Regions from separate parts of the Homo sapiens genome. Here region 1 is linked to region 2. A link is an interaction called in ENCODE POLR2A ChIA-PET data of the cell type or tissue named here. Cell type or tissue: OCI-LY7. All regions are shown on one strand. Links, peaks and the distances in the headings refer to the core of each region. The heading gives the core; the rest is flanking DNA.

What was found. ChIA-PET counts read pairs that join two places held together with the same protein. Peaks named below come from ENCODE experiments on the same cell type or tissue, not always from the same donor. Only the 100,000 strongest peaks of a DNase experiment are listed, where the experiment ranks them.
Region 1: POLR2A ChIA-PET joins it to region 2 with 7 read pairs; 2 of 35 experiments call an interaction of 5 or more read pairs at or near these places.

What each region holds. Positions count from the first base shown.
Region 1 is chr1:205,169,940-205,172,732 of GRCh38, forward strand. All of the region lies in intron 2 of DSTYK (dual serine/threonine and tyrosine protein kinase), which reads right to left. Among named protein-coding and RNA genes, the nearest start is that of DSTYK, 40 kb to the right of the region's middle. In OCI-LY7, for the core only: no CTCF peak of the experiment used is centred there; no DNase peak of the experiment used is centred there.
Region 2 is chr1:205,299,721-205,302,521 of GRCh38, forward strand. NUAK2 (NUAK family kinase 2) reads right to left here. Exons shown (of 7, transcript NM_030952.3): 7 at 2,343-2,801. Among named protein-coding and RNA genes, the nearest start is that of NUAK2, 21 kb to the right of the region's middle. RefSeq lists enhancers at 893-1,744, 1,661-1,955, 1,745-2,597, 2,598-2,801. In OCI-LY7, for the core only: no CTCF peak of the experiment used is centred there; DNase peaks (open chromatin) are centred at 358, 1,631 and 2,161; H3K4me3 peaks cover 2,110 bases; H3K27ac peaks cover 2,500 bases.

The sequences.
Region 1 (2,793 bases), core at 1-2,500, 130 kb before region 2:
GGACTTCGGTACCCCAGCCATTGATCCACCTCCTTCCTCGGTTACCAACACTCCCTGGTGCAGCCTATGAAGGCAGGCACTCATCTAGAGAGAGTGAAAAAACAAAGAAGTAGAAAGGATGGCAACCCCTTTAGCCATCAGATTAAAAAAAAATTTTGGTCTCTGCCTTCCTTTATTGCTTAGACATTCCCACTGATTCCCTCTGATGAAGAATTAAGACAAATAATGGAAGAAAAAGGAATTGTAATGGAAATTATCAGACTGGGAGTGAGTCGACCTGGGGCACTCCTCCCCCTCTTGCTCTCCTCTGACACCTCCATCCCTGCCATTCTGACCTGGCTAACTCCTAAGCATCCTTTAAGTTTCAATGTATATGTTATGACATATCCTTATAGAGCCTTTCCTATCACACAGCCCCAACCAAGCACACTTTACTTCCCTCTTCTTAAGGTTCAACATATTTATAATCCACTTCTTTAAAACCTTTCTTTCCCCCATGGGTCTGTAAACTCTTTGAGGGCAGGGACTGGGTCTATTTTGCTTACTATCGTAGCTCCAGTGCCTAGCATGTGGTAAGTCCTAAATACTGTTGAATTAATCAATTAAGCAGGAAACGAAAAGCCAGGTTCACCAAACATTATTACTGTCCTGTTCTGAGTCTGTAGATATCCCGAAGTCTTAGCAACCTAAGTCTAAGAAATACCTTTAGGAATATGATCGATCACTTGGTATGGCAAAGACCAAGGTTTGCCTATCCAATATCTAGTCTCCATGTTATAAGTGAAGGCAATGTCCTTTACAGATAGGGGTATCCGATAAGTGGGTGGGGTTTCCAGGAAAGCCCTTTAGGGTACAGGGGGTGGATTCTACCAGGAAATATGTCCTTTGGCCTTGTCCTTCTTCCTGCTTGGAGCACAGATGTGACAGCTAGAACAGCAGCGATCACTCAGCAGCCCTAAGGCAAACCTGATGGTGGAAGCCAGCACTAAAGATGATGACACCAAAAGAAAGAGGGAGCTTAGGTCTCTGGTGATCACAGAACTGCCATGCCAGCTCTCAGTTACCTAGCTTCAGACTTCTTTCATGTAAGGAAAAAAAAAAAAACCCAAAAACTCTATCTTTAAGTTCCTGGTTTTTTTGTGTTTGTTTGTTTGATGATCTGTTACAATTGAACCTAATCCTAACTGAAATACCCAAGTTTGCTAAAGTGAGTTTCGAGAATGATCTTTAAGCTCGGCGCAGTGGCTCACACCTGTAATCCCAGCCCTTGGGAGTCCAAGGCAGGAGGATCGCTTGAGGTCAGGAGTTTGAGATCAGCCTGGCCAAGATGGCAAAACCCCATCTGTACTAAAAATACAAAAATTATCCGGGTGTGGTGGTGGGCGCCTGTAGCCCCAGCTACTCCAGAGACTGAGGCAGGAGAACGGCTTGAACCCAGGAGGCGGAGGTTGCAGTGAGCTGAGATCGCCCCACTGCACTCCAGCTTGGGCGACAAAGCAAGACTCTGTCTCAATTAAAAAAAAAAAAAAAAAAAAAGATCTTTGAGGTTTGAGGTTTAGAAACAAACCTTCCACAGGTCCTTTGCCTCGTCTGCACTTTCCACTTTGTGTTCTGCTTCTTTCCTGTGAAGGTTCCAAACACACAAGAGCATATGTCCATCTACTGCATTTCCATCCATTGCACAGGTTGTTCCTCTGTGTCTCTGACATTGTCTACTTTGCCTGGCATTCCAGGTGTAAACGGTTAACTAGGGACTCACACATATTAATATATTACCACTGTAGGTACACAGACTCCTGATGTCTTCAAGGGTCTGTAAACTCAGAATCAATCCTCCATAGAATTCTAGCATATTTTAGAGTTATAAAAGAACTCAACACAAATATGCTCAAGTTTGTGTCCTTAACAGTTATCAGATGTTGAATATTTACTTTGTCTGAAGTCTAAAAGATACACAATTTCGTTTCTTTCAGATGATTATGCTGTTTTTATTTCTTACCCTATCTGAGCAGCAGGTTTATTGATTGATTGATTGAGATGCAGTCTCACTCTGTCACCCATGCTGGAGTGCAATGGCACGAGCTCGGCTCACTGCAACCTCTGCCTCCTGGGTTCAAGTGAATTCTCCTGCCTCAGCCTCCCGAGTAGCTGGGATTACAGGCACGCACCACCACGCCCGGCTAATTTTTGTATTTTTAGTAGAGATGGGGTTTCACCATGTTGGCCGGGCTGGTCTTGAACTGCTGACCTCAAGTGATCCACCTGCCTCAGACTCCCAAAGTGCTGGGATTACAGGTGTGAGCCACCACACCCAGCATGAGCAGTAGGTATTTTTGATAAAAGTTTTTCTGTTTGTTTGTGGTTTTTTTTTTTTTTCTGAGACAAGGTCTTGTGCTGTTGCCCAGCCTGGAGTGCAGTGGTGCAATTAAGGTTCACTGTAGTCTCAACCTCCCAGGCTCAAGTGGTCCTCCCACCTCAGCCACCCAAGTAGCTGATACTACAGGTGTGAGCCACTACGCCCAGCTAATTTTCATTCTTTTTTGGGTTTTTTTTTTTTGGTAGAGATGGGGTTTTGCCATGTTGCCCAGGTTGGTCTTGAACTCCTGAGCTCAAGCGATCTGCGCCTCAGCCTCCCAAAGTGCTGAGATTACAGGTGTGAACCACTGTGCCCAGCCTTGAGTTTTTAAAATCTTTTTTATTTCCAACAAAGCACAAATATCTCACTTTCTTTTCTCACAAAGAACTATGCTATATTCTCAGATAGGTCACATAACTTTAATTTGCCTGGCCACT
Region 2 (2,801 bases), core at 192-2,691:
ATGTTGGCCAGGCTGGTCTCGAACTCCTGACCTCAGGTGATCCATCCACCTTGGCCTCCCAAAGTGCTGGGATTACAGGCATGAGCCACCACGCCTGGCCTCACTCTCTTCTTTCTTAGCTTTCTCTTGGGGCTTGTGGAGACTAGGAAAGGGCACTTGGGAAATTGGCATATTCCTTGTGCCTGCAAAAGAACCTGGCATATAATGGATGCTCATATAATAAATATTTATAAATAAACCTGGCATATAAATTTATAGTTCCTTCACTTACATTCTTTTATCCAATTCTCCAAACACCATGCCATTCAAGTGAGTCTGTGGGATGCCAAACCTGGGTTTGAGGTCTGATTTCTCCATTTGCTATCAAGTTCCTTTTTTTTGAGACAGAGTCTTGTTCTGTTGCCCAGGCTGGAGTGCAGTGGCACAATCTCAGCTCACTGCAACTATCGCCTCCCAGGTTCAAGGGATTTTCCTGCCTCAGCCTCCCGAGTAGCTGGGCCTAGAGGAGTGCGCCACCATGACCGGCTAATTTTTTGTATTTTTAGTAAAGTCAGGATTTCACCATGTTGGCCAGGCTGGTCTCGAGCTCCTGACAAGTGATGCTTCTGCCTCGACCTCCCAAAGTGCTGGGATTACAGATGTGAGCCACTGCGCCTGGCCTACTTAATGTTTTTGAGTCTCCATTTCTTTTATAAAATGAGAATGATAGAAATAGTACTGAACTAACAAGACTATCGTGAGCATTACATGAGGTAACACACCTAAAGGGCTTGACCCATAAGCACTTAGTGAATGGTAGCCCCTATTATTATCTCCGAAGATGCAATTCTTTCCATCATCCAAACTCCCTTTTTCTTCTTTTTTTTTTTTTTTGAGACCAGGCTGGAGTGCAGTGGTGCGATCTCTGCTCACTGCAAGCTCCGCCTCCTGGGTTCACGCCATTCTCCTGCCTCAGCCTCCTGAGTAGCTGGGACTACAGGCGCCCGCCCCCGCGCCCGGCTAATTTTTTATATTTTTAGTAAAGACGGGGTTTCACCGTGTTAGCCGTGATGGTCTCGATCTCCTGACCTTGTGATCCGCCCACCTCTGCCTCCCAAAGTTCTGGGATTACAGGCATGAGCCACCGCGCCGTCCCCAAACTCCCTTTCAACATGATCTGAACCAATAACAATTTCTCACTGAATTGCATGCTACCTTACCCACAGCCTGTAACCTCCTTGAGGCTAAGATCTCTGTTTTTTTTTTTTTTTTTTTTGCACCAGGGATACAGCAATTACCTCTGTCTTCTACTAAGCTTAGCACACAAAAGGGCTTGATTCATGAGAGGAATGAATAAAGGAGCACTGCTACCCCCACAGCTGAACTCTAAGCTTCTGGAGATAAACCCACCCCCTGGATTTTTTCCATGTTTACCCAGAGTCTAGCCCAGAGTTCCAGCACTGAGTAGGACCTCAGAGACTTAAGACCTAAGTACTCCAGTGTCGCCTAAGCAATGTCTTGTTTGCTCTCCCATCTTGACCTCATAGTTGCCTTGCCCTCCCCATCTCCTTTGCAGACTAGTGACTTTGCCAGCTCAGCTCTCCAGGTGTGGGAGGGGAGGTCCAACGCGCTCCACTGGGCAGGCACCGACAGCCGGCAGGACAGGTGTGTTGTGGGGCCAGAGCCAGAGCTGGGGACGTTTGGAGGCCTCCTGTGACTACCAGAGTGGGTCGGGGTGGGGGAGGGAGGCTGCCTGAAGCCAGAGCCAGCCGGCTGCTGGCCGGCACTTTGTCCTCATCCTCCCTTTCATCCCCAGCCCTCGGAGCCTGGGAGTTTCTCAATGGAGCAGGCGTGTGGGGAATGCTCTGCAGGGGGCTGAGGGAGTTGGCGTACGGTGGGGGTGGACATTCCAGGCATTCTTTGCTTTCTCTGGGAGTCAGGCAGTGAGGACGGAGGGGGGAAAAGCTGCCCAGCACCAGAGTAAAGGGGATTTCTTAGGAGGGAGAGAATAAAGGCTGTGGGGGTGTCTTTACGCAGCAGGAGCAGGGCTCAAGCAGACAGGAGCAGGGGTGGGAGGAGAAGGAGGCAGGTGGTGGGGGCAGGGTGGGATAATCTGCCAAATCCACTTCTACTTTAGTGCCAAAGGCCGGAAGAGCAACTGGGACCCTGGGCCCAGGGCCTTCCCACCTGTGTGCTTAATAGGGTCAGGCCAGAGCTACTGAGCTCACGTTTGTTTTGATTCGGCAGTTTTTCTATTTCCCATCCCTGGCAGCCTAGGGGAACGAGTATTAGGAGAAGGCTCAAAAACCTGCTCAGCACCATCCCTCCCCACCTCAGTCACCAAAGAGAACAGCAGGGCCTGCTTCCAATCACCTTTCTGGTTTTAATGGTACTTTTTGGCCACGGAGGTCCATTAGGTAGAGACCATTAGGTAAAGAGACTCAAGAGTGTGGAGTGGAGTGTGGGGGGTTGTGGGAGGAGGTGGAAATAGTTGCAAAAATATCTCTCTGTACACAAAACTTAGATGTCATAGTGGATTTTCCCAGAACATAGCATTCACATTATTGAAAACAGCAAGATTCACTTTTCCTAAAACACAAAGCCAAGAACATAAAAATAAATATGGACATTCTAGAGTCCTGAAGGCCTAGAGAACACATCCATAGTCTGGACTTTAGAGCAGCTTAGAGGCAGAAGTTCTGAGTCACTGAGGTCCAAGGTGGAGTCCAGAGGAGGCTGGGCCCCTTGAGATGAAGTCCACACAGCAGGCGGAGGCTTTTCAAGTCTTTCAGATTCACAGCAGCAACTTCAGGAGGCTCAGG